2 separate regions of the Homo sapiens genome follow, and region 2 is linked to region 1. Evidence: read pairs that join two places in POLR2A ChIA-PET (ENCODE). Cell type or tissue: PC-9. All regions are shown on one strand. Each heading gives the region's core, and the rest is flanking DNA. Links, peaks and the distances in the headings are about the cores only. Region 1 holds the start of LOC124904114 (small nucleolar RNA MBII-202). Region 2 overlaps PRPSAP2 (phosphoribosyl pyrophosphate synthetase associated protein 2).

Evidence for each region. Peaks named below come from ENCODE experiments on the same cell type or tissue, not always from the same donor. Only the 100,000 strongest peaks of a DNase experiment are listed, where the experiment ranks them.
Region 2: POLR2A ChIA-PET joins it to region 1 with 8 read pairs; 6 of 35 experiments call an interaction of 5 or more read pairs at or near these places.

The regions. Positions count from the first base shown.
Region 1 is chr17:18,935,504-18,951,582 of GRCh38, forward strand. It overlaps LOC124904114 (small nucleolar RNA MBII-202), which reads left to right and starts at 8,496; the gene lies at 8,496-8,570. It also overlaps a transcript of SLC5A10 not described here. RefSeq lists enhancers at 11,745-12,358, 12,359-12,972. In PC-9, for the core only: no CTCF peak of the experiment used is centred there; a DNase peak (open chromatin) is centred at 11,228; H3K27me3 peaks cover 1,144 bases.
Region 2 is chr17:18,889,719-18,905,797 of GRCh38, forward strand. PRPSAP2 (phosphoribosyl pyrophosphate synthetase associated protein 2) reads left to right here. Exons shown (of 12, transcript NM_002767.4): 8 at 104-159. Among named protein-coding and RNA genes, the nearest start is that of PRPSAP2, 40 kb to the left of the region's middle. RefSeq lists an enhancer at 10,965-11,014. In PC-9, for the core only: no CTCF peak of the experiment used is centred there; no DNase peak of the experiment used is centred there.

The DNA of each region.
Region 1 (16,079 bases), core at 7,362-15,361:
TATATATATATATGTTTGTTTTTTTTTTGAGACAGAGTCTCGCTCTGTTGCCCAGGCTGGAGTGCATTGGCGTGATCTTGGCTCACTGCAACCTCTGCCTCCTGGGTTCAAGCGATTCTGCTGCCTCAGCCCCCTGAGTAGCTAGGATTACAGGCATGCACTACCACGCCCAGCCAATTTTTGTATTTTTAGTAGAGACGGGGTTTCACCATGTTGGTCAGGCTGGTCTCGAACTCCTGACCTTGTGATCTGCCTGCCTCGGCCTCCCAAAGTGCTGGGATTACAGGAGTGAGCCACCGCGCCTGGCCCAAAAACATGTTTTAAATGGGATTTGAATAGGCATTCCCACAAAGAAAGATATACAAAAAGATATACAGGCTTGGCATGGTGGCTCATGCCTGTAATCCCAGCATTTTGAGAGGCTATGGGTGAATCACTTGATGCCCAGAATTCGAGACCAACCTGGCCAACGTGGAAAAGCCCGGTCTCTACTAAAAATACAAAAATTAGCCAAGCATGGTGGTGCACGCCTGTAATTCAAGCTACTCAATGGCTGAGACACAAGAATCGCTTGAACCCAGGAGGCAGAGGTTGTAGTGAGCTGAGATTATGCCAAGACACGACAACAGAGTGAGACTCAGTCTCAAAAAAAAAAAAAAAAAAAAAAGAACAAAAAGATATACAGGCATTCATACAAAAAATATATCTAAATGGAAAGATGCTCAACATCATTAGTCATTATAGATAGTACAAACAAAAACCACAATGAGTTACAACTTCATACCCATTTGAATGGTTATGCTACAAAACAAACAAAACCAGAAATAACAAGTGTTGGCACCACTTGCAGTGTTGCACACCTGTAGTCCCAACTACTCAGGAGGCTGAGGTGGGAGGATTACTTGAGCCCAGGAGTCTGAGACCAGCCTGGGCAACATAGTGAGACCCTGCCTTGTAAAACAAACAAACAAACAAAAACAAGTATTGGCAAGAATATGGAAAAATTGGAGCCTTCGTACATACACTGCTGGTGGAAAGGTAAAATGATGCAGCTGCTGTGGAAAACAGTCTGGCGGTTCCTCAAAAAGTTAAACATAAAATTACCAGATGACCCAGCAATTCTGCTCCTGGGTATATTCCAAAAAAAATTACAAACAGATACCCAAATAAGTACATGGACATACATGTTCAGATGCACTATTCACAATCACCAAATTGTGGAATCTCAAATGTCCATCAATGGATGAATAAACAAATCTTAGTATTTAATGCCTGTAATCCTAGTACTTTGAGAGGCCAACACGGGCAGATCACTTGAGGTCAGGAGTTTGAAACCAGCCTAGACAACATGGTTGAAACCTCATCTCTACCAAAAAAAAAAAAAAAAAATTAGCCAGGTGTGGTGGCACCAACCTGTAGTTCCAGCTACTTGGGAGGCTGAAATGGGAGAATCACTTGAACCTGGGAGGCGGAGGTTGCAGTGAGCCAAGATAGCACCACTGCACTCCAGCCTGAGCAACAGAGTGAGACCCTGTCTCAAAAAAACAAAACAAAACAAAACAAAAAACAGTATTTACATAGAATAAAAAGGAATAGATTACTGTATGAGTTACAACGTGCACAAGCTTCTAAAACATTATGCTAAGTGAAATTAACCTGACACAGAAGGTCACATATTGTGTGATTCCATTTATATAAAATATCCAGAATAGCCAAATCCATAAAAACAGAAAGCATATATGTAGTTATCAGGGGATGAGTAGATAGATATGTAGCTGATGTGTAGTTATCCAGGGCAGTGGTCCCCAGTCTTTTTGGCACCAGAGGCTGGTTTTATGGAAGACGACTTTTCCACAGATTGGGGCAAGGGGTTGGGGATGGTTTGGGGATGAAACTGCTCCACCTCAGGTATCAGGCATTAGATTCTCATAAGGAGTGTGCAACCTGGATCCCTCGCATGCACAGTTCACAATAGGGTTCTTGCTCCTATGAGAATCTAATGCTGCCACTGATCTGACAGGAGGTGGAGCTCAGGCAGTAATGATGGCTTGCCTGCCGCTCACCTCCTGCTGTGCGGCCCGTGGTCCTGGGGGTTGGGGACCCCTGATCCAGGGGATAGAGTGGGTTATAGGGAGAAACTTCTTTTCTTTTTTTTTTTTGAGATAGAGTTTTGCTCTGTTGCCCAGGCTGGAGTGCAGTGGTACAGTCTAGGCTCACTGCAACCTCTGCCTCCTGGGTTCAAGCAATTCTCCTGCCTCAGCCTCCCAAGTAACTGGGATGACAGGAGCATGCTACCACAACTGGCTAATTTTTTATATTTTTAGTAGAGACAGGGTTTCACCATAGTGGCCAGGCTGGTCTCAAACTCCTGACCTCGTGATCTGCCCACCTCAGGCTCCCAAAGTGCTGGGATTACAGGTGTGAGTCACCGCACCTAGCCAGGGAGAAACTTCTTAATAGGCACAGGATTTTCTCTTGGAGTGACAGAAATGTTTTGGAACTAGATAGAGGTGGTGAGTGCACAACATTGTGAATGCACTAAATGCCACTAAATTACTCACTTTTTATTTTATTATTTAGTTTTTGAGACAGGGTCTCACTGTCACCCAGGTTGGAGTGCAGTGATGCAATCACAGCTCGCTGCAGCCTCCACCTCCCAGGCTCAAGCGATCCTCCCTCCTCAGCCTCCCGAGTAGCTGGGACCACAGGCATGTGCCACCACGCCCAGCTAAGTTTTGTATTTTTAGTAGAGACAGGGTTTTGTCATATTGTCCGGCCTGGTCTCAAATTCCTGGGCTCAAGTGATCCTCCCGCCTCAGCTTCCCAAAGTGCTGGGATTATAGGTGTCAGCCACAGCGCCTGACTAAATTATTCACTTTAAAATGTTAATTTTATGTTTTGTGAATTTCTTCTTAGTAAATTTCAGTTCCACATGTAAAAAGCTTGGGAGTTGAAACTCCATCCTACAACAAGTAAAAAGCTCAACAAACTGAAAAATCAACTCTACTTTGTTAGAGCCATATGAGAAGTGAGGTCACAGGGCAAACCACTGCTCCCATAATCAGAGACAGAAATGCAAACATTGAGAACAATGTACAGAAGTCTTTATAGGAACCGGTGCCAGAGTTAGGAAACCTGAACTGTAATCAACAAATTGTTAGAGGCTAGGTGAGAACAAGTCTGAGAGTTAAAAACTTCAGGGGGACTCCCTCATATGAGGACCCCATACTTTTGTGAATTTTACCTTCTCAAGAAGAATCCCCTTGAGCTTCCAGCAGGGAGACGGAAATAGGAATCATTCTGAAAGCTTCAGAGCACTGTGCTCCTCTTGACAAACTCTGCCCTCAGGAGAAGCTAGTTAACCAGAGCCTAACATTCTGGGGTTTTATCAGAGCCTAACTGAACTAGGAGAAGGGTAAAACCTAATTCTAGTCAGCTCTAACTTTCCACGTGGGAGAAGAGAAATACTCAACTAAAGCTCACCCTAGCCAACCATGTGGGAGAAGGATAGTACCCAATCCCAGCCTACTCTCGCCATCCTTTCCTACCTAAGGGTAGAGAAGAAAATCTGAGAAAAGCTCGGTGACATTCACAGTCCAGTGGCACAGGGTCATCAGAAAAGACCTAATTGTAGGACCTCCCCCTACACCTCACCACCACATCACTAAAGGCCTATTTACGTAGCAGTTCCTTTTACCCAGTACATTACTTCCAGCTATCAAGAAAAAAATTACAGGGCATGTTAAAAAGCAAAGAACAGTTCAAAGAGACAGAGCAAGCATTAGAACCAGACCTGGCACAAGGGATGCTGAAATTATCAGATAGGGAATTTTTTTTTTTTTTTTTTTTGAGACAGAGTCTCACTCTGTCACCCAGGTTGGAGTGCAGTGGCGTGATCTCGGCTCACTGCAACCTCTGCCTCCTGGGTTCAAATGATTCTTGTGCCTCAGCCTCCCGAATAGCTGGGATTGCAGGCGTGTACCACTATGCCCAGTTAATTTTTGTATTTTTAGTAGAGATGGGGTTTCACCAAGTTGCCCAGGCTGATCTTGAACTCCTGGCCTCATGTGATCTGCCCACCTCTGCCACCCAAAGTGCTGGGATTACAGGTGTGAGTCACTGTGTCTGGCCAGACATGGAATTTTTTTTTTTTTTTTTTTAGACAGGGTCTTGCTCTGTCACCCAGGCTGAAGTGCAGTGGCATGATCTCGGCTCACCGCAGCATCCGCCTCCCAGGTTCAAGTGATTCTCCTGCCTTAGCTTCCTGAGTAGCCGGGATTATAAGTGTGCGACACCATGCCGGGCTAATTTTTGTATTTTTAGTAGAGACAGGTTTCACCATGTTGGCCAAGCTGGTCTCGAATGCCTGACCTCAGGTGATCTTCTGCCCGACTCAGCATCCCAAAGTGTTGGGATTACAGGCCTGAGCCACCATGCCCGGCCAAGGAATTTAAAACAACTAACTATGATTAAAATGCCAAGGGTTCTCGTTAAGCAGACAGCATGCAAGAACAGACGGGCAATGAAAGCAGAAAGGTGGAAATCTTAAGAACAATAAAAAAAATGCTACAGATAAAAACACTGTAACAGAAATGAAGAATGCCTTTGATAGACGTATGAGTAGTCTGAACATGACTAAGCAGAGAATCTCTGAGATTTAGAATATCTTCTTTTTTTTCTTTTGAGATGGAGTCTCACTCTGTCACCCAGGCTGGAGTGCAGCGGCACGATCTCGGCTCGCTGCAATCTCCGCCTCCCAGGCTCAAGCAATTCTCGCACCTCAGCTTCCCAAGTAGCTGGGATTACAGACGCGCGCTATCACGCCCAGCTGATTTTTGTATTTTTAGTAGAGACAGGGTTTCTCCATGTTGGTCAGGCTGGTCTCGAACTCCCGACCTCAGGTGATCCGCCCACCTCAGCCTCCCAAAGTGCTGGAATTACAGGTGTGAGCCACAGCGCCTGGCCTTGCTTTAGGATATCTTAATAGAAACCTCCAAAACTGAGAAGCAAAGAGAACAAAGACAAAAAAAAAAAAAAAAAAAAAAACACCAGAATATGTGGAGCAATTACAAAAGGTGTAACATACATGTAAATGGGAATAGCAGAAGGAAAAGAGAGACAGGAAGAGAAGAAATATTGGACTGCAAGTTTCCTCAAATCAGTGTCAGACACCAAACCACAGATCCAAGAAGGTCAAAGAACACTGAGCAGGATAAATGACAAATGAAACGAAACAAAAACTCTGCACATAAGTGTGACATTTTCAAACTACAGGAAATCAAAGATAAAGGAAAAATCCTGAAAGAAGTCAGAGGAAAAGAAAGAAATCTGAAAGAAGTCAGAGGAAAAAATCATGTTACCTATAGAGACGCAAAGATAAAAATTACATGTGTCTCCTCAGAAATCATGCAAGAAGGAAGAGTGGAGTGAAATATTTGAGTGTTGAGAGAAAAACACTACCAACCTAGAATTCTGTACGCTGTGAAAATATCCTTCAAATTTGAAGGAGAAATACTTTCTCGGACAAACAAAAATTGAGAGAATTTATTGCCAGTAGACCTGTCTTGTAATAAATAAATTCTTTTTTTTCTTTTTCTTTTTTTTGAGACAGGGTCACACTACTCTGTTGCCCAGGCTAGAGTGCAGTGGCACGATCTTGGCTCACTGCAGCTTCCGCCTCCTGGGCTCAAGGATCCTTCCACCTCAGCCTCCTGAATAGCTGAGACTACAGGCACTTGCCACGGCGCCTGGCTAATTTTTTTTGTATTTTTTGTGGAGACAGGGTTTCTCCGTGTTGCCCAGGTTGGTCTCAAACTCCTGTGCTCAAGCAATCCACCCGTCTTGGCCTCCCAAAGTGCTGGGATTATAGGTGTAAACCACCGTGCCTGGCCATCAATTTTTTTAAGGAAAGGAGGAAAACAATACAGATCAGAAATTTGGATCTACATAAAGAAAGAAAGAACATGAAAGAAGGAATAAGTTCACATGACTTGAGCTTGTAGCTATGTCTTCTGCACAGATTGGGTAATGGAACACTAAATTTTTTTTTGAGGGGGGACGGAGTCTGGCTCTGTCCCCCCAGGCTGGAGTGCAGTGGCGCAATCTCGGCTGACTGCAAGCTCCGTTTCCTGGGTTCACGCCATTCTCCTGCCTCAGCCTCCCGAGTAGCTGGGACAACAGGCACCTGCCACCACCCCCAGCTAATTTTTTTGTATTTTTAGTAGAGACAGGGTTTCACCATGTTAGCCAGGATGGTCTCGATCTCCTGACCTTGTGATCTGCCCACCTCGGCCGATGGAACACTAAATTTTTATACTTGAAAATGACAGCCTAGGAGAATCGCGTGAACCTGGGAGGCAGAGGTTGCAGTGAGCTGAGACTGCACCATTGCACTCTAGCCTGGGGAACAAGAACGAAACTTCGTCCCCAAAAAAAAACAAAATCAAAATCAAAAACAAAACAAAACAACAACAAAATAAAACACAATAGAGAGCCTAGAAATATACCCACATAAATATAGTCAATTGATCTTCTACAAAAGAGAAAAGGTAGTACAATGGAGAAAAGTGTTTCTAACAAATGGTGCTGGAACAACTGGACATCCACATACAAAAAAAAAAGATGAACCATAGACCTTACACTTTTCACAAAAGTTAACTCAAAATGGACCTAAATGTAAAACACAAATTGTAAAACTTTTGGAAGACAACATAGGAGAAAATCTAGATGAATTTGGATTTGGTGATGCTTTTCAGATACAACATCAAAGCCACAACTGATAAAGGAAAGAATTGATAAGCTGGACCTCATAAATTTAAACATTTCCGATCCGCAGCCGGGCATGGTGGCTGATGCCTGTAATCCCAGCACTTTGGGAGGCTGAGGTGGGTGGATCACCTGAGCTCAGGAGTTTGAGATCAGCCTGGGCAACAAGGAAAAACACTGTCTCTACCAAAGATATGAAAAAAAAAAATTAGCTGGGCATGGTGGTGCATGCCTGTGGTCCCAGCTACCTAGGGGTGCTGATGTGGGAGGATGGCTTCAGCTAGGGAGGAAGAGGTTACAGTGAGCCGAGATTGAGCCACTGCACTTCAACCCTGGTGACAGAGTGAGACCCCATCTCAAAAAAAAAAAAAAAAAAATTCTGCTCTGCAAAAGACAGTGTCAAGAGAATGAAAAGACACAGACTGGGAGAAAATAGTTCCCAAAGACATATCTGATAAAGAAGTGTTGTTCAAAATATAGAAAGAACTGGCCACGTGCTGCGGCTCATGCCTGTAATCCCAGCACTTTGGGAGGCCGAGGCAGGCAGATCACGAGGTCAGGAGATCGAGACCATCCTGGCTAACACGGTGAAACCCCATCTCTACTGAAAATATAAAAAATTAGCTGGGCGTGGTGGCAGGCGCCTGTAGTCCCAGCTACTTGGGAGGCTGAGGTAGAAGGATTGCTTGAGCCCAGGAGGTGCAGGTTGCAGTGAGCTGAGATCACATCACTGCACTCCAGCCTGGGCAACAGAGCAGGACCCTGTCAAAAAACCAAAACAACAATAACAAAGCAAAAGAAAAAAAATTAAATAAGAAAACAATTTTAAAATGTGTGAAAGATCTGATCAGACATATCATCGAATAAAATATAAAGATGGCAGATAAGCATGTGAGATGCTCAACATTATATGTCATCATGGAATTGCAAATTCAAACAACAGAGAGACACCACCGCAAGCCCATTAGAGTGGCCAAAATCCAGAACACTGACAACGCCAAATGCTGGGGAGGATGTGGAGCAACAGGAACTCTCATTCATTGCTGGTGGGAATGCAAAATGGTATAGCTACTTTGTTGTTGTTGTTGTTGTTGTTGTTGTTTTGAGACAGAGTCTCACTCTGTAGCCCAGGCTGAAGTGCAGTGGCACGATCTTGCTCATTGCTACCTCTGCCTCCCGGGTCCTGGTTCAAGCAATTCTGCCTCAGCGTCCTGAGTAGCTGGGATTACAGGCATGTGCCACCATGCCCAGCTAATTTTTGTATTTTTAGTAGAGAAGAGGTTTCACCATCTTGGCCAGGCTGGTCTCCAACTCCCGACCTCAGGTGATCCACCTGCCTTGGCCTCCCAAAGTGCTGGGATTACAGGAGTGAGCCACCGCACCGGCCTGTTGTTTTTTGTTTGTTTGTTTGTTTTTTGAGACGGAGTCTTGCTCTGTCGCCCAGGCTGGAATGCAGTGGCGCAATCTCAGCTCACTGCAACCTCCACCTTCTGGATTCAAATGATTCTTGTGCCTCAGTCTCCTGAGTAACTACGACTACAGGCTCGTGCCCCAGGCCCAGCTAATTTTTGTATTTTTAGTAGAGACAGGGTTTCTCCATGTTGATCAGGCCGGTCTTAAACTCCTGACCTCAGGTGATCCTCCCACTTCAGCCTCCCAAAGTGCTGGGATTACAGGCGTGAGCCACCGCGCCTGGCCGGTATAGCTACTTTGGAAGACAGTTTGGAAGTTTCTTACAAATCTAAATGTGCTTTGATGCAAGTATATTTGAATCCCTTTCCATCTGATAACTGAGCAAAATAATAATTTTTTAAAAAGCATAAAAACTAAGCTTACACTTACCATATGATTCAGCAGTTACTCTTGAGTATTTATTCAAAGGAGTTGAAAACTTACGTCCACACAAAAACCTGTGCATGGATGTTTACTCATTATGAATTCAGCTTTATTCATAATTACCAAAACTTTGGTAGATGTCCTTAAGTAGGTGAATGAATAAATAAATCATAGTATCTAGATAATGGAATATTATTCAGTGCTAAAAAGAAATGAGCTACCAAGCCATGAACACATGGAGGAAACAGAAATACAGATGACTAAGTCAAAGAAGCCTTTTGAAAAGGCTACAAAGTGTTTGATTACAGCTATATGACATTTTGGAAAAGGCAAAACCGTGGGAACAGAAAATGATCAGTGGTTGCCAAGGGTTAGGGAGGAGAGAGGGAAGGATAGGGAGAATGCAGGCGACTTTTAGGGCAGTGAAACTACTCTGTATGACATTATAGTGGTGGATGCATGTCAGTATATGTTTATCCAAACACATAGAATACAACACCAAGCGTGAACCCTAATGTAATGTATGTGCTTTGGGAGATGTATCAATGCAGGCTCATCAGTTGTAACAAGCATAACAACTTTTGGTTGGGGATTTTGATAATGGCAGTGGCTATGCATGTGTGGGTCAGGATATTTCTCTACCAAGGAAGGTAGACATACCTTCAACAGCCAACAATTACATGAAAAGATGTTCAACATTACTAGTCCTTAGGGAAATGCAAATCAAAACCACAATGAAATGCTACTTCACGCCTACTAGGACGGCTATCATAATAATGTCAAAATGCAGCCTGGGCAACACAGTGAAACTCCATCTCTACCAGAAATACAAAAATTAGCTGCGTGTGTGACATGCACGTGTGGTCCCAGCTACTTGGTGGGCTGAGGCAAGAGGATCCCTTGAGCCCAGGAGGCAGAAGTTGCAGTGAGTCCAGATCGTGCCACTGCACTCCAGCCTGGGCTGTAAAGTAAAACTCTGACTGAAAAAAAAAATGTAAAAATGGACAATAACAAGTGTTCATGAGAATGTGGAGAAACTGGGGGTCTAGTGCGTTGCTGGTGGGAATGTAAAATGGTGCAGCTCTTCTGGAAGACAGTTTGGCCAATCCTCAAAGTTTAACATAGAATACCACCCAGCAATTCCACTCATAAATATATGCCCAAAGGAATTGAAAGTAGGGCTTCTTTCAAAGTACTATTAGAAGTAAAAAAAGAAAAAAATTGGCTGGGTGAGGTGGCTCACATCCGTAATTCCAGCACTGTGGGAGGCTGGGGTGGTGGAGCACTTGGGGATAGGAGTTTGAGACCAGCCTGGCCAACCTGACAAAACCCTGTCTCTACTCAAAATACAGAATTTAGCCTGTAATCCCAGCCACTTGGGAGTCTGAGGCATGAGAATCACCTGAGCCCGGGAGGTGGAGGTTGGTTGCTGTGAGCCTAGACTGCGCTCCTGCACTCCAGCCTAGGTGACAGAGTGAGATTCTGTCTCAAAAACAAAACAAAACAAAAACAAATGTTTTTAATTTTAAAAAATTTTAAAAAGGAAGCAGGGTCTCAAAGAGATACTTTCACCTCAATGTTCATAGCAACTTTATTCACAATAGACAAAAGGTAGAAAAAACTCAGATGTCCATCCAACCGACGAATGGATAAACGAACTATGGCATACACATACAGTTGACAATTATTCAGTGAGAAGACAGAGCGAAGCGCCGACATGCACTACAACATGGATGAACCGTGAAAACATCCTCAGCGAAAGCACTCAGACACAAAAGACCATGTATCGTGTGATGCCACTTACATAATACACCTGTTTTGGAAAAATTTCCCAACCGGGTTTTACCTTTGCTCTCACACTGCAACAAACGCAGAAGATTTCTGTGACCAAATGTGGGGACATCTCCCCATCAATAGACAAGCAATCAGTTCTGCAGTAGACACCAGCAAGGTGCCCTCCAATTCAATTCCAACACTATCTACCCAGGGTGAGGGCTCAGTTCCCAAGGCTGACTCTTCCTTTCCCACCAGTCCAGACCTCTGGAACTTCTGACCCACAAGCTTCAAGTTGGGTTCCCACGATCGACCCCCTTTGGATTCAATTAATTTGCTAGAGCGGCTCACAGAACTCAGGGAAACACTTACTTAGGAGGCTTACTGGTTTATTGTGAAGGGCATTTTAAAGGATACAAAGAAACAGCCAGATGAAGAGAGACACAGGGTGACATCTGGAAGGGTCCTGAGCACAGGAGCTTCTGTTCCTGCAGTTGGGGAGTGCCACCCTCCCAGGACAGGGATGAGTTCTTTTTCACCTTCCTGCCACCCTCCCAGGACAGGGATGAGTTCTTTTTCACCTTCCTGCCACCCTCCCAGGACAGGGATGAGTTCTTTTTCACCTTCCTGCCTGCCTCCACGTGTTCAGCCATCTGGCAGCTCTCTGGACCTAGTCCTCCTGGGTTTTATGAAAGCTTCTTGAGATCAGCATTCCTTCCCCCAGGGTGTGGGGCAGGACCCTCTCTGGAATGAGGATGATGTGACCCACAATTAGAAAGACAGGGGAAGATTAGAGGCCGCCTTGGGGCAGGTGAGAGGAGGCAGGAGAAGGTCAGAGAGATTCTGTTTCCTGAGGCCTGACATGCCAGATGTGATAACAACAGAATGCAGCAAGGGCTGTGGAGTTGAGTCAGGAACCCAGGGTGGAAACCTGTGTGTATACATAACACCACGACACCAGAGAAGGCAACTCCTACATACCTATGATACCACAACACCAGAGAAGGCAAATCCACAAAGAGGGAAAGTAGATTGGTGGCTGCCAGAGGCTTGGGGAGGGGGAATGAAGATGATGCTTAATTTGTACAAGGTTTCATTGGAGAGGATGAAAAATGCTGGAATAGGCTGGGCGCAGTGGCTCATGCCTGTAATCCCAGCACTCTGGGAGGCTGAGGTTGGTGGATCACCTGAGGTCAGGAGTTCAAGACCAGCCTGACCAACACGGTGAAACCCCGTCTCTATTAAAAATACAAAAATTAGCCAGGCGTGGTGGTGCGTGCCTGTTATTCCAGCTACTCGGGAGGCTGAGGCAGGAGAATTGCTTGAACCCAGGAGGCAAATGTTGCAGTGAGTCGAGATTGCGCCACTGCACTCCAGTCTGGGTGACAAAGCAAAACTCTGTCTCAGAAAAAAAAAAAAGAAAAGAAAAATGTTGGAATAGGTAATGGCGATGGGTGCATAGTGTTGTGAAGGTGGTGGAAACCACAGACTGGTGTACTTTAAGGGGTTAAAATGATGGATTTTATGTTAAATGCATTCTCCCTCAATAATGATAAAAAAAGAATAGGTTTCTGGGATTGAAGGGCCTCAGGGGCCTCAGCATCTGAAGATTCCTCAGTTGCCTGGGCTCCTTGGACCTCTTGCAGTGATGTGGCAAGGGTAGACCCTGTGCCGGTCACTGGAGGAGCGGGGTGACGGGTGGGTGGGGGCAGATACTACTGTGTCGTGTGGCAGCACAGCCACTAGCCCAGCAGGGCCAGGGATGCACAGAAGAGGGAGGAGCCAAGGAAGGCTTCAGAGAGGCAGTGATGTCTCAGTACCGTCTTGAAGGATGAGTAGCAGTTCACCAAGCAGACTGAGAGGTAGGGGGACTTGAGGACACCCAGGGAGGAACTGAGGGCAGCAGAAGATGGAGCTGGGTCGGGGGAGGGCCAGGTTCCAGGGCCCCTGGTGCCGAGCCCAAGGCCTTGCACTTGATCTCTGGAGCAGTAAAGGCTGTTGAAGGTAAGTTTGAAACAGGAGTGTCATGTCCAGGGTTAGGCTTTTAGGGTGTTCTGACATACTGTGCGTGGTGAGTAGATTCAAAAGGATAAGACTGGAGGCCAGGGATCAGTCCCTCCCCACCTGTGCTGGACGCCTGGTCTGCATCGGTTCCATTACCTCCCAGCAGCCCTTCCCGGCTGCCTTCACTTCCCTTCCACTCTGCTGCTCTGCCGGCTGAGCTCAGGGTCCTCCCATCCAGGTGCCCACTCAACCACTCCCTTCGAGGGCCTGAGGCTTAACAGTCCAACCTCCATCACTCCCTGCACAAACCCAACCTCACCCAAAGCTCAGTGGGCTTGGCTGGGACCCCAGGGGAGGAGGGGGGTCATTCCTTCCCACTGAATACCTGTCACGAGCCATGCTGGGTGGTGGAGTTTAATGTTAAAAGGGCAGATTCGAGAGCTGGACAATTTGGGTTCAAAGTCCTCCTCTGTCTCTTAGTTGCTGTGTGACTTTGAGCAAGTTCCTCTGTTTCTCTGTGCCTCGGATTTTCCATCCCTCAAGGAGTTGGGAGAGTTGAGGGTGGACGATGCGTGGGCACATGGTGACTGCTCGGTAGGTGTCTGTAACCATGGTAAAGATGAAGCTGTGGGCTGGCCCCTGGGGTCCCAGCCGAGCCCACTGAGCTTTGGGGAGGGTGGGTTTGGGTGGGGAGTGATGGAGGGTGGACTCTCAAACCTGAAGCCCTCAAGGGGAGTGGTCAAGAGGGTACCTGGATGAGAGAATGCAGCGCTCGGCCAGCAGAGCAGCGGAGTGGAGGGAAGTGAAGGCCGCCTGGAAGGGCTGCGGGGAGGTGACCAACCAATGCAGATGCAGGTACCCAGCACAGGTGGGCAGGTGAGCATTCAGGAAATGGTTGTCTGGGACCCACCACCCTTCACAAAGCACCTGGCAACACTCTCCTTGAGCCTCTGTATCAGTGGAAGGAAACTGCTTGACCTGGCTGGTGAGGGGAGCCCAGGCAGGGTCGGGGGCACCCCTAGGGGCCAGCTTGCTGGTCTAAACCAAGGCCAAGGCCAGAGGTCTTACAAAAAAGCCCAGCCCACACCAAAGCATAAAAAGTGATAACTTGGGCCGGACACAGTGGCTTACGCCTGTAATCCCAGCACTTTGGAAGGCTGCTTGAGCCCAGGAGTTTGACAACAGCCTGGGCAACATGGTGAGACCCTGTCGCTATAAAAAAATACCCACAAAACTTTGCTGGCTATGGTGGTGCATGCCTGTAGTCCCAGCTACTCAGGAGGCTGAGGTAGGAGGATCCCTTGAGCCCAGGAGGCTGAGACTGCAGTGAGCTGTGATTGTACCACTGCACTCCAGCCTGGGCAATAGAGCCAGACATTGTCTCAAAAAAATAAAATAAAATAAAGTGATAATTCTCCTTTCTCCTCTCCTTAGCAGTTTGGTGTGTGTCCTTCAAAACACTGTGGCTGTTCAGCCCCTTACATTATATATAATGAGAGGATAAACATGGATATGGGTCTATATTCTCTAGCTTGCTTTTTTCACTTACAAGTGTATCATCCTTCCATGCCATTATATAAAGCCACCTCATCTTTTTAATGGTCATGGTGTTCCATGGTTTGGAGGTCTCATAATTCACTCACCACCTTCTCTGGGTGGTTATGTAGGAAATTTCTAAACTTTTTGGCTGCCCTGAGCACGCTTGCCCTTGTAGCTTAGGACTCTTGGGGAGTTTCTCCATCAGGACAGACAAGCAGACAATACTTAGCAGGAATAAATGATCAGTCTTGTGCTTATTGCAAAAGCAGGAGCAACAGATAAGCTGGAACTAGACTTGGCAGGCAGGCAGAGAGAGGCCCTGGAGGGATTCGCTGCAAGCTGCCGCAGATGACCGTGGGCTCCCTTCATGGGCTCCCTTCACTCATGTGCAGTCCGTTCCAGTGCTGCCCAGCTCATCACATGGTTGGTCATGCCTTGGTCACAATTCTGAAGCACTTAAGAAAGAAACTCATAAGCTCATAGATGCCCCACACACAAGATACAAATGGCTCCAGTCGTCCTGCTTAGGCTCTGCTGACCCCTCCACATCCCGTTCCTGGTTCTCATGAGTCTGAGGGACTTCTTCCGGGGATGGAAGAGGCTTCAAGGGGTGTGGTACGGATGACTTCTCAGCTAGGACGGTCTTCATGTTTCTTGGGGTGAGTGAATAGGTGATCCCGTTGGGTCAGGTGGGGTGGGAATGTGGGTGTGACTGGGCTTCGGGTGGCGTTTCTTCTCCCGCAGACATGGCTGGGCTTGTTTGGTACTTCTCCCTCCATGTCCTCCGCTGCCACCCTCCTCCTGTCCCCGTCCTTCAGGACAGAACCAGCAAATCAGTCTCAGCCCCTTAAGAGCACCTTTACTGGTGCTTTCTTTCCCTAGGATTTTTTTTCTCTTTTTTCATTTTTTTCCATTTAAACTCAGTGGCAAAAATCCCAAGGACTTTTGATCCAAAGGCGGCAGTTATCACTAAGTGGTTTATTTCCTTCTAAGACCTAGCCAACGGTCTCAGAGCCAATGCTGCTGGTACAACTACTCTATTAATGGGATAGTTTTGGTAAGTCTGGATCCTCCCAGCTGGGTCCTCCTGATCAGTGCAAAGCAGCCTTTTGTTTTAAAACACATTGCAAGCAATGGCTTGGGAAGTAAACACCATCTGAGGCTCGCTGGCCAGAGGCAAGGGGAGACGGCAGGCAGTTGAGCCTGCCTGAGGGTTCTCTCAGCAGTGACTTCCTTTTTCCCTTCCTTCTTCTGCCTAGTCCTGTATGTGAGGACTATTAATTGTTTTTTGTTGTTGTTGTTGTTTGTTTTGTGAGATGGAGTCTCCCTCTGTTGCCCAGGCTGGACTGCAATGGCGCAGTCTTGGCTCACTGCAATCTCTACCTCCTGAGTTCAAGCAATTCTCCTGCCTCAGCCTCCCAAGTAGCTGGGATTACAGGTGCGTACCACCATGTCTGGCTAATTTTTGTATTTTTAGTAGAGACGAGGTTTTGCCATGTTGGCCAGGCTGGTCTCAAACTCCTGATCTCAGGTGATCCACCCGCCTTGGCCTCCCAAAGGCATGAGCCTCCCAAGGGCATGAGCCACTGCTCCTGGCCGAGGGGATTAATTTTTACCCGCACCTCAGGGTTATTGAGTAACAGGCTGGCTGGGTTTGCAGGCCAGCGTGTTCCTGGTGGCAGCCGCTCACTCATTAACACTTCTGGAAGTGCTGCATGTCTGGTTAAACTGCAAATGCTTTGCAAAGTCACGAGTCATGTCACTGAGCAGAGGCGTGAGACTGCCGGCCAGCCCTGCTGTGTACACTGATAGAATTAGTGAGCGAGCGTCCCACTCTGATGGAATCCAGATGGAACTCGTCACTGTCACTGCGGTGGAGACGGTGGGGCCACATCTGCACTGAATCCTACTCTGCGCCTTCAATGGCTGCGTAATGGCGGATGGCCATTTCCTTGACTAGGATGAGACATTGCCTACTCTGCGTGGCTGCTGTGAGCGTGAAATGGGATCATGTGCGGAACAGCCACGCATGGTCCGTGAAATGGGATCATGTGCAGAACAGCCACGCATGGTCCTTGGTGTGTGACAGATATTGGGTCCCTCTGTGGTCCCAGGCAGACATTGCCCGGGGTGGGGGCCGAATGCATGGTCAAGTTGAGGGG
Region 2 (16,079 bases), core at 3,552-11,551, 50 kb before region 1:
TTTCTTTTTTTGGAAAACTTTCAACTAGCCAAGCATTTTTGGGTCTGTTGGAATTTTCCTTTTTGTTGACATGCAGTAATACCTGACTTCTTGTCTGTCACAGATCCCAGATTACAGGAATGCAGTAATCGTGGCCAAGTCTCCAGCCTCGGCGAAGAGGTAGGTGGGAATCTCACAACCTCTTTCTGGATCTACTTCTAAGGATTGTATCCGTGATGAGTTCCAGGCATTCTAATTTGAACTTCAGTGGTTCCCAGCGATATCTCTTATTTTTCTTCCATGGACTGGTATTTTAAGATTGTTCTGTCAACTCCATTTATTAAGTAAACATTTTAATTTCCTCTCTTTTTTTTCCAATCCCACTCTATGATTGCCAGACATACTTCCTTTTTTAAGTTATCTTCCACTTACACTTTCTTTTATTTTTATTATTATTATTATTTATTTTATTTTATTTCTTTATTTTTTGAGATGGAGTTTCGCTCTTGTTGCCCAAGCTGGAGTGCAGTGGCGCGATCTCGGCTCACCACAACCTCCACCTCCTGGGTTCAAGCGATTCTCCTGCCTCAGCCTCCCAAGTAGCTGGGATTACAGGCGTGCACCACCATGCCTGGCTAATTTTTGTATTTTTAGTAGAGATGAAGTTTCACCATGTTGGTCAGGCTGGTCTCAAACTCCTGACTTCAGGTGATCCACCTGCCTTGGCCTCCCAAGGTGCTGGGATTACAGGCGTGAGCCACCACACTGGGCCTTATTTTTATTTTTAATAGTAGAAACAGAGTTTTGCCATGTTGTCCAGGCAGGTCTTGAACTACTGAGGCTCAAACGATCCACCCACCCGCCTTACCCTCCCAAAGTGCTGGGATTACAGGCATGAGCCACTGCGCCTGACCTCAATCATATTTCTTGACCAAAGCAATCCAGTTCTGGGGAATACGATCTAGTGTTTTCCCCAGACCCAGATTGACAATCACATGTCAGTCTTTGAGTCTGGCGTTTACAGTACTGGCGAATATTTACAGTACTAGCAGACAACTTCATAGTTGTTTACTGCCCCTTATTTGAGGAACTCAGAAATTGATTAACAGAATTTTATCCAGCTGAGAGGCCAGTTATTTGTATATGTTAAAGGTGACATTTTACAAAATTGACACAACCTGAGGTGTACCAAAGGGGGAGCCTTGAGAGTCAGTAGAGTGAGTTACATGTAACCTGGAGTAACTGATGTGTCACTATTGCATACTTAAAATTATATGTCGGTTGAGAGGATTTCTTATACTACCAGTGTTTTGTGGAGAAGCCACTCCACTGGAGAGGGAAAGAACAAAATCACTTGTAGGAATAAAGCCTTTTTCCTAAAAAAGCCCTTTTAAAGTTATTTTCCAGTTGAATACCTTTGATCACTGGATTGTTGTTGAGTCCTGTGGAATGAAAGAAAGTGTAGGGTGCCTCCACCCTGGGCTCGTGGGCTGGCAGTATTGAAGGATGGAGGAGAACTTGCACACAGTAAGCCATTGATTTCAAAAGTATTTCACATAAGTCATTGACGTTATGAATTAAGAATAGCACTTTAATATGTAGACTTAGTATATTAAATAAAATAAATTGGCATTTGAGATAAAACCATTACATGGCTGTGTTCTTGTGGCTGACTTTCCCAACCCAGCCGGGCCTGTGTTCACCCATGTGTCCTTCAAGAAGTTGTATCACCTGATCTCCTCTTGTCCATTTGATTAAATTGTAAGAAACAGACTGAATTTTAGAATGTAAACATTTCAAATAGCTTTTCCAAACATTTCTTCAAAGGCTGAATTAATTTTACTTAATAATTTTTCTCTGATATACATGCTTTAAAAAAATGTAGGTGAAAAATCACATAATATACAATAATTTTAAAGTATAGAATTCACTGGCATTTAGTGCATTCACAATGTTGTGTAACCACCACCTGTCTCTGTTTTCAGAACATTTTCGTCTTCCCAGAAGAACATCTAGTACCCATTCAGCAATCATTCCTTATCCCTTCACCTTCTGTCCCTCGGCAGCCACACAGTATGTGGCCCTCTGTGTCTGGTTTCTTTCACTTAGCAGTTTTCAAGGTTCATCTATGGTGTAGCATGTAGTATCTCAGTGTTTTGTTGTCGCTGTTATTGTTCGAGACAAAATCTTACTCTGTTGCCGAGGCTGGAGTGCAGTGGCACGATCTCAGCTCACTGCAACCTCCGCCTCCTGGGTTCAAGCAATTCTCCTGCCTCATCCTCCCAGGTAGCTGGAATTACAGGTGCATGCTACCACACCTGGGTAATTTTTGTATTTCTGGTAGAGATGAGGTTTCACCATGTTGGTCAGGCTGGTCTTAAACTCCTGACCTTGTGATCTGCCTGCCTCGGCCTCCCAAAGTGCTGGGATTACAGGCGTGAGCCACCGCACTTGGCCAGTACCTCAGTCCTTTTGATGGCTGAGTAATATTGCATTGTATGTGTATACTAGTTTGTTTATCCATTCATCTGTTGATGGACACTTTTTTTTTTTACCGTTTGGCTATTATGAATAGGACTCCTATGGTCAGTCATGGATTAGTTTTTGTGTTGGCATAAGTTTTCATTTTTCCTTTCTTGTGGATATATATTAGGATTGGAATTGCTGGGTCATATGGCAGTTTCGTTTATGTTTTGAGGAACTATCAGTCTCTTTTCCACTGCAGCTGCCCATTTTACATTCCCACCAGCAGAGTATGAGGGTTCCAACTTCTCCACATCTTCACCAACACTTAATTCTCTGAGTTTTTTCATTATAATCATCCTAGTGGGTGTGAAATTCTACCTTATCGTGGTTTTCATTTGCATTTCCCTAATGATTGATGATGTTGAGTATCTTTTTTTTTTTTTTAATGAGACAGGGTCTCAGTATGTTGCTCAGGCTGGGCTCAAACTCTTGGGCTCAATCAATCCTTCTGCCTCAGCCTGTTGAGTGTGTGTGTGTGTGTGTGTGTGTGTGTGTGTGTGTGTGTATTTATTTATTTATTTATTTTTTTGAGACAGAGTCTCGCTCTGTCACCCAGGCTGGAGTGCAGTGGCGCGATCTCGGCTCACTGCAACCTCCGCCTCCCAGGTTTAAGCGATTCTCCTGCCTCAGCCTCCTGAGTAGCTGGGATTACAGGCATGCGCCACCATGCCTAGCTGTTGAGTATATTTTTATGTGCTTTTTGGCCATTTGTATATATTTGGAGAAATGCCTGTTCACACCCTTTGCCCATTTAATAATTGGGTTGTCTTTTTGTTGAGTTATAAGCACTCTTTATATATTCTACATACTAAACCTTGTTAGATACATGATTTGCAGATATTTTCTCTCTTTCTGCAGATTGTCTTTTCACTGTCTTGATGGTGTTCTTTCACACAAAAAGGTTTCAATGCTGATAAAGTTCAATTTATCTTTTTTTTTTTTTTTTTTTGAGACGGAGTCTCAGTCTGTTGCCCAGGCTTGAGTGCAGTGTCTCAGCTCACTGCAACCTCTGCCTCCCGGGTACAAGCGAGTCTCCTGCCTCAGCCTCCTGAGTAGCTGGGATTACAGGTGCCCGCCACCACACCCGGCTAATTTTTTGTATTTTTTAGTAGAGATGGAGTTTCACCATGTTGGCCAGGCTGGTCTCGAACTCTTGACCTCGTGATCCGCCTGCCTTGGCCTCCCCAATCAATTTATCTTTTTTGTTTGTTATTGCCTCTGCTTCTGATGTCATGTCTAAGAATCCATTGGCCAGGTGCAGTGGCTCACTTCTGTAATCTCAGCACTTCGGGAGGCTGAGGCAGAAGGATCACTTGAGCCCAGGAATTTGAGACCAGCCAGGGCAATATAGTGAGACCTCGTTTTTAAGAAAAAAAAAAACATTAACTGGATGTGGTGGCATTTGTCTGTGGTTCTAGCTACTTGGGTGGCTGAGGTGGGAGGATTGCTTGAGCCCAAGAGGTCAAGGCTACAGTGAGCCGTGATTGCACCACTGCCTGGCTAATTTTTGTGTTTTTAGTAGAGACGGGGTTTCGCCATGTTGGCCAGACTGGTCTCCAACTCCTGACCTCAAGTGATCTTGACCTCAAATGATCATCCCAAAGTATTGGGATTACAGGCATGAGCCACCGCACCCAGCCACCATAGCTTTTTAATTTTTTTGAGATGGAGTTTCACTCTTGTTGCCCGGGCTGCACAATCTTGGCTCACTGCAACCTCTGCCTCCCAGGCTCAAGCAATTCTATTGCCTCAGCCTCCCAAGTAGCTGGGATTACAGGTGTGCACCACTTCACCTGGCTAATTAGTAGAGATGGGGTTTCACTATGTTGGTCAGGCTGGTGACCAACCTGATCTCCTGACCTCAGGTGATCCACCCACCTCTGACTCCCAAAGTGCTGGGATTACAGACGTGAGCCACCATGCAGGCCTCTATAGCTTTTTTTTTTCTTTTGAGACGGAGTTTCGCTCTTGTTGCCCAGGCTGGGGTACAATGGCACGATCTCAGCTCACCCTGCAACCTCCACCTCTCGGGTTCAAGTGATTCTCCTGCCTCAGTCTTCTGACTAGCTGGGATTACAGGCATGCGCCACCACGCCTATCTAATTTTGTATTTTTAGTAGAGATGGGGTTTCTCCATGTTGGTCAGGCTGGTCTTGAACTCCAGACCTCAGGTGATCTGCCTGCCTCGGCATCCCAAAGTGTTGGGATTATTGGCATGATCCACCATGCCCGGCCCTCTGTAGCTTTTCAATAGTCTTTTTTTTTTTTTTTTTTGAGACAGAGTCTTGCTCTGTTGCCCAGGCTGGAGTGCAGTGGTGCAATCTTGGCTCACTGCACCCTCCGCCTCCTGGGTTTAAGCAATTCTCTGCCTCACCTCCTGAGTAGCTGGGATTGCAGGCACCTGCCACCATGCCCAGCTAATTTTTAATTTTTGTATTTTTAGTAGAGATGGGGTTTCACCATCTTGGCCAGGCCAGTCTTGAACTCCTGACCTCGTGATCCACCCACCTCAGTCTCCCAAAGTGCTGGGATTACAGGCGTGAGTCACCACGCCCAGCCTTAATAGTCTTCAAGTTGGGTATTGTCACACCTCCAACTTTGTTCTTCAATATTGTGTTGGCTATTTTGGGTCTTTTGCCTCTCCATATAAACTTCAGAATCAGTTTTTTGAAATACACAAAATAACTTGTTGGGATTTAGATTGGGATTTGCATTAAATCTGTAGATCAGATTGGGGAGAACTGGCATCTTGACAATATTGAGTCTTCCTATCCATGAACATGGGATATCATTTTTTAAAAATTCATCTTTGATTTCTGTCATCAGAGTTTTGTAGTTTTCCCCATATAGATGTGTACTTTTTTTTTTTTTTTTTTTAAAGAGAAAGTCTTGCTCTGTTTACCCAGACTGGAGTGCACTGGTGCCATCACAGCTCACTACAGCCTTGAATTTTTGGGCTCATGGCAATCCTTTCATTTCAGCCTCCTAAGTAGCTAGGACTATAGGTGTGCACCACCATGCCTGGCTAATTAAAAAAATATATATATATTTTTTGTTAGAGACGGGGGTCTGACTGTGTTGCCTAGGCTGGTCTCTAACTCCTAGGCTCAGCCTCCCAGTGTTGGGATTGCAGGCATGAGCCATCACTTCCAGCCCATATTTTGTTATATTTATGCCTAAATAAATATTTCATTTCTTTGGGTATCCCTTAATTTTTTAGACATTGTTTTCTTTAGTTCTGTGAACATATTTATGATAGCTAATTTATTGTGTCTAGTTATTCTGACATTGGGCTTTTTCAGAGATCGTTTCTGTTGACTGCTTTTTTACTGTGTATGGGCCATGTTTTTCTTTTTTTTAATGTTTAAAAAAACTTATTACTTTATTATTTTAATTTAATTTAATTTTTATTTTTATTTTATGACAGAGTCTTGCTCTGTTGCCCAGGCTGGAGTGCAGTGGCATGATCTCAGCTCACTGTGACCTCTGCCTCCTGGGTTCCAGCGATTCTCCTGCCTTAGCCTCCTGAGCAGCTGGGATTACAGGTGTGTGCCACCAAACCCAGCTAATTTTTGTATTTTTAGTAGAGACGGGATTTCACCATGTTGGCTGGGCTGGTCTCAAAACTCCTGACCTCAGGTGATCCACCCATCTTGGCCTCCCAAAATGCTGGGATTACAGGTGTGAGCCACCATGCCTGGCCAAAACTTCTTACTTTAAAAAAGAATACAGAAACAAGATCTTGCTGTGTTTCTGGACTGGTCTCAAACTCCTGGCCTCAAGCAATCTTCCTGCCTTGGGCCTCCTGAAGTTCTAGAATTAAAAGTGTGAGCCACCATGCCCGGCCCATATTTTCCTTTTTGTTTGCATGCCTTGTACATTTTAGTTAAAAACAACATTTTAAATTATGTAATGTGAAAAATCTGAGCATCAGATTCTACCTCCACCAATTCCCAGTGTTTGTTGTTGCTGTTGTTTCTGTGATATGTTTGTTTAGTGGCCACCCTGTGCCAATTCTGTAAAGTCTGTATTCTTTGTAGCATTCAGCCACTGAAGTCTCTGGTTGGTTAGCTTACTGGCCAGCTAATGATTGGACAGAGATTTCCTGAAATGCCTTGAAGCAATAAATCTCCCACTCTCTTCAAGGTCTGTGTGTGTGTGTTTGTGCATGTCTTCAATTCTCCCAGCAGCTTACAACTCTGCCTTAGCCTTTACTTCTTGGTTGCACAGAGCCTTAAGGTCAGCCAAGGTTCAAGGTTAGGGGCTTTTCAGGTCCTTCCTGGGTAAGCGCATGTTCTTTACATGCAGGAATAAGCTTTTCAAGGCCCATGTGGCCATCTCATTCCCCAGATTTTCCTTTTTTTTTTTTTTTTTTTTGTCTAGCCCCTTGTTTTACTCAACTGGTATTGTCACTTCAGGCGGCTGCAGTGTTAAACAGTTGCTGTTGATTGCTCATCTACTCTGGGGATGGGACTATTCACACAGAGTGACTCTAAGTTTGATCATATTCTCCAGCCCTGAGTCTCAGCAAGCTGCCAGATAGGCATAATAGTGATGGTTACCTGAGAATGGGCTTCTTGAGAAGCTCCAAACCTGTTCTTTTCCCACCAGTGGTTGCTAGTCTTCTGTTTCTCATGGCCACCATGATTATGAGGTTTCCAATTTTTGTCTTTTGCAGAACTGGAGAGAGAGGCATGGGAATAATGGAATAATGGGAATGGGGCAAGTTAAAACACACACAGTTTCTTTTTTTTGAGACAGGGTCTCACTCTGATGCCCAGGCTGGAGTGCAGTGGCATCATTATGGTTTACTGCAGCCTGGACTTCCTGGGCTCAGGTGATCCACCTCAGCCTCCCAAGTAGCTGAGACCACAGGCATGCAGCACCATGCCTGGCTAATTCTCATGTTTTTTTTGTAGAGATGGGGTCTCACTATATTGCCCAGGCTGGTCTCCAACTCGTGGCCTCAAGTGATCTGCCCATCTCAGCCTCCCAAAGTGTTGGGATGATAGTCGTGAACCAGCATGCCCAGCCCAAAGTTTGCTCTTTAACAAGATTCAGCTGTTTTTCTTAAACACTCCTCAGATTGTTGCAAGCTGTTGGTTAACTTCCACAGTTATGTAAAAGTTAATTTTTGCAAAATTTTTTAGAGTTTTTCTTTCTTTCATGGAGGAGCAGATTTTTTAGGGTCCTTATTCTGCCATTCTAGAGTGGTGCTTCTCTATAGTGGTGTTGTTGTTGTTGTTGTTGTTGTTTAGACGGATTTTTATACTTGTCACTTAGGCTGGAGTGCAATGGTGCCATCTTGGCTCACTGCAGCCTCCACCTCCCAGGTTCAAGCGATTCTCCTGTCTCAGCCTCCTGAGTAGCTGGGATTACAGGCTCCCATCTTCACACCCAGCTAATTTTTGTATTCTTAGTAGAGATGGAGTTTTCACTATGTTGGCCAGGCTGGTCTGGAATTCCTGACCTCAGGTAATCTGCCTGCCTTGGCCTCCCAAAATGCTGGGATTACAGGCGTGAGCCACCACGCCCGGCCCTCTATAGTGTTTTGAATATCACCTTATATAGCTGTTTTAATAGTTGTTCTAAGTATTTTATTACATATACAAAACATATTACAATATACTGATGTCATTTTATCAGCCTGAGTGAAATATAGAAGTCATACCTCTCTGTGTCTCTTTACTCCCCCTGTTTTTAATATATTTGTCTTAAATATTTCTATACATACATTTATAGCAGTATCAGGCTGTTAGAATTTTTGCTTTTTTTTTTTTTTTTTTTTTTTTTTGAGGCAGTGTCTCGCTCTGTCACCAGGTTGGAGTGCAGTGGTGCAATCTTAGCTCTTGGTAACCTCCGCCTCCCGGGTTCAAGTGATTCTCCTGTCTCAGCCTCCCAAGTAGCTGGGACTATAGGCGAGCGCCACCACGCCCAGCTAATTTTTGTATTTTTAGTAGAGATGGGGTTTCACTGTGTTGGCCAGGGTGGTCTCCATCTCTTGACCTCGCAATCTGCCCACCGCGGCCTCCCAAAGTGCTGGGATTACAGGCTTGAGCCACCACACCCAGCCAGAATTTTTGCTTTTAAACATCAAACATAATTTAGAAAAGTCAGAAATGAAGAAAAGCTTATTATATTTACAGGTATTTTTGTTTCCTTCTTCCTTGCTGATATTCCAAAGTTTAGTTTATTGTTTCCTTTCTGTTTAGAGTACCTCCTTTTGCCGCTTTTAAATAATAGTTCTGTTGGTAACACATTTTGCTGGTTTTCCTTCATTTGAGAATGTCTAGAGTTCCTTTTCATTCTTGAAGGACATCGTTGCTGGGTATAGGATTCTGGAGTAACGGTTCTTTTCTCTCAGCACCTGAAAAGTTTTTGTGTCACTTTCTTTTGGTCACTGTGGTTTCTGATGAGAAGTTGGTTATCATGAATTATTTTTCAAGATTATTTCTTTGTCTTTAGTTTTCAAAAGTTTAATTATGATATATCTTGAGATTGCTTTGGGTTTATCCTGTTTGGTGTTTGCTGGACTTCTTGAAGCTGTGGGTTTATGTCTCTGACCAATTTGGGAAGCTTTCAGCCATTGTCTTTTTGAGTACTTTTTTAGTCCTACCGTCTTTCTCCTCTTTTTCTGGGACTCTTATGACATAAATGTCAGGTGTTTGTTTGTTTGTTTGTTTGTTTGTTTGTTTGAGATGGAGTTTCATTCTTGTTGCCCAGGCTGGAGTGCAATGGCGTGATCTTGGCTCACCGTTGCAACCTCTGCCTCTTGGGTTCAAGCGATTCTCCTGCCTCAGCCTCCCAAGTAGCTGGGATTACAGGCATGCACCACCACGCCCAGCTACTTTTGTATATTTAGTAGAGACGGGGTTTCTCCATGTTGGTCAGGCTGGTCTTGAACTTCCGACCTCAGGTGATCCACCCACCTTGGCCTCCCAAAGTGCTGGGATTACAGGTGTGAGCCACCGTGCCCAGCTGATCTTTTGTTACAGGTCCATGGGATTCTGTTTATTTTTATTTTCTAGTCTTTTATATTTTTATTTTTTAGTGGGTCTCACTATGTTACTCAGGCTGGTCTTGAACCCCTGGGCTCAAGTGATTCTCCCATCTTAGCCTCCAGAGTAGCTGAAACTACAAGCACATGCCACCATGCCCTGCCACAGCCATTGTTCTCTCTGTTGTCCAAATTGGCTAATTTCTGTTGTCTGTCTTCCAGTTCACTGATTCTTTCCTTGACCTCCATTATTATTTTCACTGTAACTTCCATTCTGCTGTTGAGTATATCCAACTGAGTTTTTTTTTTTTTTTTTTTTTTTTTTGAGACAGGGTCTCACCTCTGTTGCCCAGGCTGGAGTGTAGTGGTATGATCACAGCTCACTGCAACCTCTGCCTCCTAGGCTCAAGCAATCCTCCCACATCCGCCTCCCAAGAAGCTGGGACTACAGGTGCATGCCACCGTGTCTTGCGAATTTATTTTTGGTATTTTTGGTAGAGACGGGGATTTTACCATATTGCCCAGGCTGGTCTTGAACTCCTGAGCTCAAGTGATCTGCCCACCTCAGCTTCTCTAAAGTGCTGGGATTACAGGTGTGAGCCACCACCCCCAGCCCAACTGAGCTTTTTAATTTGGTTATTGTATTTTTTAAGTTCTAAAATAAGTTTTTGGTTCTCTTTTTTTGAGACTGAGTCTCGCTCTGTTGCCCAGGCTGGAGTACAGTGGTGTTATCACAGCTCACTGCAACCTCCGCTCCCTGGGTTCAAGTGATCCTTATGCCTCAGCCTCCTGAGGAGCTGGGATTACAGGCATCTGCCACCACGCCCGGCTAATTTTTGTATTTTTAGTAGAGATGGGGTTTCACCATGTTGGTCAGGCTGGTCTTGAACTTCTGACCTCGTGATCTGCCCGCCTCAGCCTCCCAGACTGCTGGGATTACAGGCGTGAGCCACCGTGCCTGGCTGCTAATTTTGTATTTTTAGTAGAGACGGGGTTTTGCCATGTTGGCCAGGCTGGTTTCAAACTCCTGGCCTCAAGTGATCTGCCTGCCTCGGCCTCCCAAAGTACTGGAATTACAGTCATGAGACACTACGCCTGGCCTTGGGTCTTTTTTTATACCTTCTATTTTTTTGTCAATACTTTCTTTGTTTAGACTTCTTGTTTTTTATTTCACACATGCTCATAATTGCTGCTTGTAGCACTTTTCTGATGGCTGCTCTAAAATCTTTGTTATACAGTTTCAGCATGTCTGTCATCTTGGTGTTGGCATCTGTTAATTGTCTTTTTTCATTCATATTGAGATTTCACTGGCCTTTAGTGTGGCGAGTGGCTTCTGATTGGAATCTGGACTTTTAGATATTGTGTGTGAGACTCTGGGTCTCATTTAGGCCTTCTGATTTTGCTGGCTTCTCAGGACTCTGGCAGGGAAAGTGGTGGTGTTGGGGCTCGTTTCTGCTAGGTAAGGGTAGAAGTCGAGATTCACCACCAGGCCTTGTGTGGACCACCTAAGGTGGTCCTTGTTACTCATGGGTGGAAATGCTCCCTCCATGTCCTCCGCTGACGCCAAGGAAAAGTAGCATCATTCTCATTGGGTGGTGGTGGAATTCCTGACTCCACCAGGCTGCCTCTGATACCACTGCAATGGAGAGGGGAGGGGCACCTCTTTACTGCTGAGTTGGGGGTAGAAGTCCAGATTTCACTCTCCACTGACTCTGGCAGTTGCTCCTTACTGCTGAGTGAGGGTGAAAGTCCCAGCTCCCTGTTTGGCCTTCTGTGAAACCACCCCATTGGGTTTGGGGTGCCTCATTATAGCCTGACAAGCCAGGAAGTACAGGCTCACCCCTCAACCTTTACTCATGCGGCGGAAATGTGGCGGAAACGTGGGCTGTGGCTTTCCTGCCTGTGTGGCTAGAGTAAGGCAGTTATTGTCTAAATATTTTCTCACTCACTAGGTTGCCCTTTTCTTAGTCCTTTGACTAGGGAGAGCCGACCTTTGTTGGAGCTTTTCTTGTCTTTGCCCACTGGCATTTTTGGGTCGCTTCTTCTCCAGCTACAAATCTGGGATAATAAGGCAAAAGGAATGCCCAAGGAAGCCACCACCGTGACGTTGCTCAGGTCCTGAGGTCCCTTGCTAGTCTGCCTTCTCTCTACCTTTTAGTGTCTTCTCATTTTTTTTTGAGACGGAATCTCGCTCTGTCACCCAGGCTGGAGTGCAGTGGCACGATCTTGGCTCACTGCAAACTCCGCCTCCCGGGTTCATGCCATTCTCCTGCCTCAGCCTCCCGAGTAGCTGGGACTACAGGCGTCTGCCACTATGCCTGGCTAATTTTTGTATTTTTAGTGGAGACAGTTTCACCATGTTAGCAAGGATGGTCTCTATCTCCTGACCTCGTGATCTGCCTGCCTCAGCCTCCCAGAGTGCTAGGATTACAGGCATGAGCCACTGCGCCTGGCCAGAGTCTTCTCATTTTTGTTTGTATGTAACATCCAGGGGTTTTAGTTGTGGGTGGCAGAAGGAGTATTAATAATCCTTCCTAGTGGAAGCAGAAGTGACAATGTTTTGATACTTTTTTTTCCTTGAGACAGGTTCTTGCTCTGTCATCCAGGCTGGAGTGCAGTGGTACAACCACGGCTCACTGTAGCCTCCATCTCCTGGGCTCAAGAGATCCTCCTGCCTTAGTCTCCTGAGTAGCTGGGACTGCAGGCATGTGCCACCATGCCCAGCTGGTTTTTTCCTTATTTTTGTAGCAACGGGATCTCCCTATGTTGCCAGGTCTGGTCTCTAACTCTAGGGTACAAGTAATCCTCCTGCCTTGGCCTCCTAAAGTTCCGGGATTACAGGCATGAGCCACTGCATCTGGCCTTGATACATTTTTTTTTCTTTCCCACTAAATACCAGAAGAACATGATGAATTTTCTGTTGACTTTCCCATCTGGGTGGACTTTTAGTAACCTCTAGAGTCCTCAGTTTACTTCTGTCACCCACCTGTTCACAGAGGGATGGATGTAGTAGCCTTTTGCTCAGTTTCTTTGGCTTTTGTCAGTGATGTTTGTCATTCATCTGTTCAAATGTTTATTGAGAACCTATTTTGCTGGGGCTGATGAGGCCTAGGAAGATGCCCTGTAGGAATGCATGTGTAGCGTCAGATGTTTTTTATCTATGTTATGTTATTTGATCTTTGCAACTTTGGAAGTCAGCAGTTATAATCTCTCATAGATGAGGAAACAGACCCACAGAGATGAAGGAACCAAGGTAGTTCCACCAAATGTTGTTTCCTTGAAGGTAGTGGGGCAACTATTTACTTCCAAGAATGTTTTCTATACCAGTGATTAGGGGACTTGAGTGTTGGCCAAATATGATTGAAATTGGGCCAGGTGCGGTGTCACACCTGTAATCCCAGCACTTTGGGAGGCCGAGGGGGGTGGATCACTTGAGGTCAGGAGTTTGAGACCACCCTGACCAACTTAGTGAAGCCCTGTCTCTACTAAAAATACAAAATTAGCGGGGCATGGTGGCGCACGCCTGTAATCCCAGCTACTTGGGAGGCTGAGGCAGGAGAATTGCTTGAACCTGGGAGGCAGAGGTTGCAGTTAGTCAGGATTGCGCCATTGTACTCCAGCCTGGGTGACAAGAGCAAAACTCCATCTCAAAAAAAAAAAAAAAAAAAAAAAAGAAATTGACTTGCCCCCCTCCACTCAGTCTTTACCGAGTACATATTTGAGTGCTGCTGTGCCAGCCATCGTGGATGTGGTGGTGACCAGTGCAGGCAGGGCTGTGTTCCCATGGCACTTGCAGACTGCCCTCATGTGCTCTTTGACTGGTAGGTCAGTTGGGTAGATTGGAACGAAAGACCCAGTCTCTTTTTCTCCCAGTTTCAGTAATTGAATCCACATAGATCATACTACATTAAATGAATGTTTTAGAGGCTGGGCGCATTGGCTCACCCCTGTAATCCCAGCACTTTGGGAGGCCGAGATGGGTGGATCTCCTGAGGTCAGGAGAATTGCTTGAACCCGGGAGGCGGAGGTTGCGGTGAGCCCAGATCGTGCCATTGCACTCCAGCCTAGGCAACAAGAGCAAAACTCCATCAAATAAATAAATGAATGAATGAACGTGTGTTTTAGTATGGAGATGAGTGCTACAAAAGGTTCAGTTTTATATGGAACAGGTAGTAAAATAACACAGTCAAGGCTTAGGAGTTTGGTCTGTGAGTTTAAGGTATTGTGAGTGGGCTAGGCTCGATGGCTCACACCTGTAATCCCAGCACTTTGGGAGGCTGAGGTTGGAAGATCATTTGAGTCCAGGAGTTCAAGAACAGCCTGGGCAACATGTTGAAACCCCATCTCTACCAAAAATACAAAAATTAGCCGGGTGTGGTGGCGTGTGCCTCTAGTCCCAGCTACTCAGGAGGCTGAGGTGGGAGGATCACTTCAGCCCAGTAGGTGGAGGTTGCAGTGAGGTGAGATCACACCACTGCACTCCAGCCTGGGTGACAGCCAGACCCTGTCTCAAAAAAACAAAGTAAAATAAAAAGGTATTGTGAGCAAGAGCTCTGTCGACATGGCATCAACACAGTAAAGTCAGTTCTGGTTGTCTTATATCCCGTAGCTATGTGGTGGTGATTTTCTTGTGTTCTAATGTCCTGATAAACACATTCACCCAGACTTCGAGCAGGAGATGGCACTTTCTGGCTCAGCCACATGCAAATTCTGATCCTATTATTTCTAGTTCCCTCCTCCAAGTTTTTCATTTGGCAGCCAACCTTAGAAAATAGCTGTAATCAATGTAGAAGTCAGACTGGGGCTGACTTTTATCAGTCAGGAAGGTATTAAATTAGCAGTCCAAGACTTGGGCTTCCACTTGTGCCTTAGCCAGTCTTTGTGAGAACCTTGGTCAAGGCTGTCTCTCCAAGCCTCAGTTTCCTGGGGATAACACCTGCTTGGCTTATCTTACAGAGTTAATAAGCATCAAAGAACTTACTGAAGGACTTTATAAATTAAATACCATTATGTAGAATGGTGGTGGTTAGTGCCTTTATTTATTTATTTTTTGAGACAGGGTCTCCCTCTGTCGCCCAGTCTGGAGTGCAGTGGTGTGATCTCGGCTCACTACAACCTCCACCTCCTGGATTCAAGCGATTCTCTTGCCTCAGCCTCCTAAGTAGCTGGGATTACAGACGTGCGCCACCATGCCCAGCTAATTTTTGTATTTTTGGTAGACATGGGGTTTCACCATGCTGGTAAGGCTCTTCTCGAACTCCTGACCTCAAGTGATCTGCCTGCCTCGGCCTCCCAAAGTGTTGGGATAACAGACGTGAGCCACTGTTGGGATAACAGGCGTGAGCCACTGTGTTTAGTGGTTAGTGCCTTTAGAATCCTGAAGTTATTGATGAATAGGTCGAAGTCCAGAGCTATTGTTTTGGAGTTGTTTGACAATGAGCAGTTGTTTTGACTAAAAGGGATCATCAGAGAAAGTGTTGCTTTTGTAAGGAACAGAACTTGCTTGAATGAGTTGTTTGAAATTGTTTTCTCTGAATAACTGAGTGAATAGGAAACAAAAGGATAGCTGAGGCCCTGTGTCTTGTTCTTTCTCACCCATGATGTAAATTAACTCATTATCGTACAATCAGGATCAAGTTGCTTTAGAATTCCTCTCTGTCAGTGCATGAAACAAAATGACACAGAGAAACCATCCTGATTGATTTTGGAATTAGATGGGAATGCAAAGTATCTGATTAAGTTATATGGAGTATCCAGAAACTCCCATTGCTGTGCAGGTAATAATTTTATTTATTTATTATTTTACTTATTTATTTTTTTGAGACAGAGTCTTGCTGTTGTCGCCTGGGCTGGCATGCAATGGCACGATCTCGGCTCACTGCAACCTTCGCCTCCCGGATTTTAGCAATTCTCCTGCCTTAGCCTCCCGATTAGCTGAGATTACAGGTGCCTGCCACCATGCCTGGGTAATTTTTTTGTATTTTTAGTAGAGACGGGGTTTCACCACGTTGGCCAGGCTGGTCTCAAACTCCTGACCTCAGGTGATCCACCTGCCTTGGCCTCCCAAAGTGCTGGGATTACAAGTGTGAGCCACCGCACCCGGCCATGATTTTATTTATCTTAAGAGCATTGTGCTTTGTAGAGGTTGGTATAATTGAAATATTATTCTAGGAATTGGCAAACCTCCACAGATCCCAGATGGAAAAGACTTCCTTAGAGGATAACTAACAGGTCAGTCATTTGGCCAATTTTGTTTGCAAAGCCAATCTTGAATTTCAAGGAGGAACTAATAATCTATGTGATGCCAACTCTTTTGAAGACTCTGCCCCATTGTTCTGTCTGAAATTTTTTTCTCTTGAGAATTTTTTTTTTTTTTGAGACGGAGTTTCGCTCTTGTTGCCCAGGCTAGAGTGCAATGGTGCGATCTCGGCTCACCGCAATCTCCGCCTCCCGGGTTCAAGTGATTCTCCCACCTCAGCCTCCCAAGTAGCTGGGGATTACAGGCATGTGCCACCACACCCGGCTAATTTGTTTGTGTTTTTAGTAAAGACAGGGTTTCTCCATGTTGGTCAGGCTG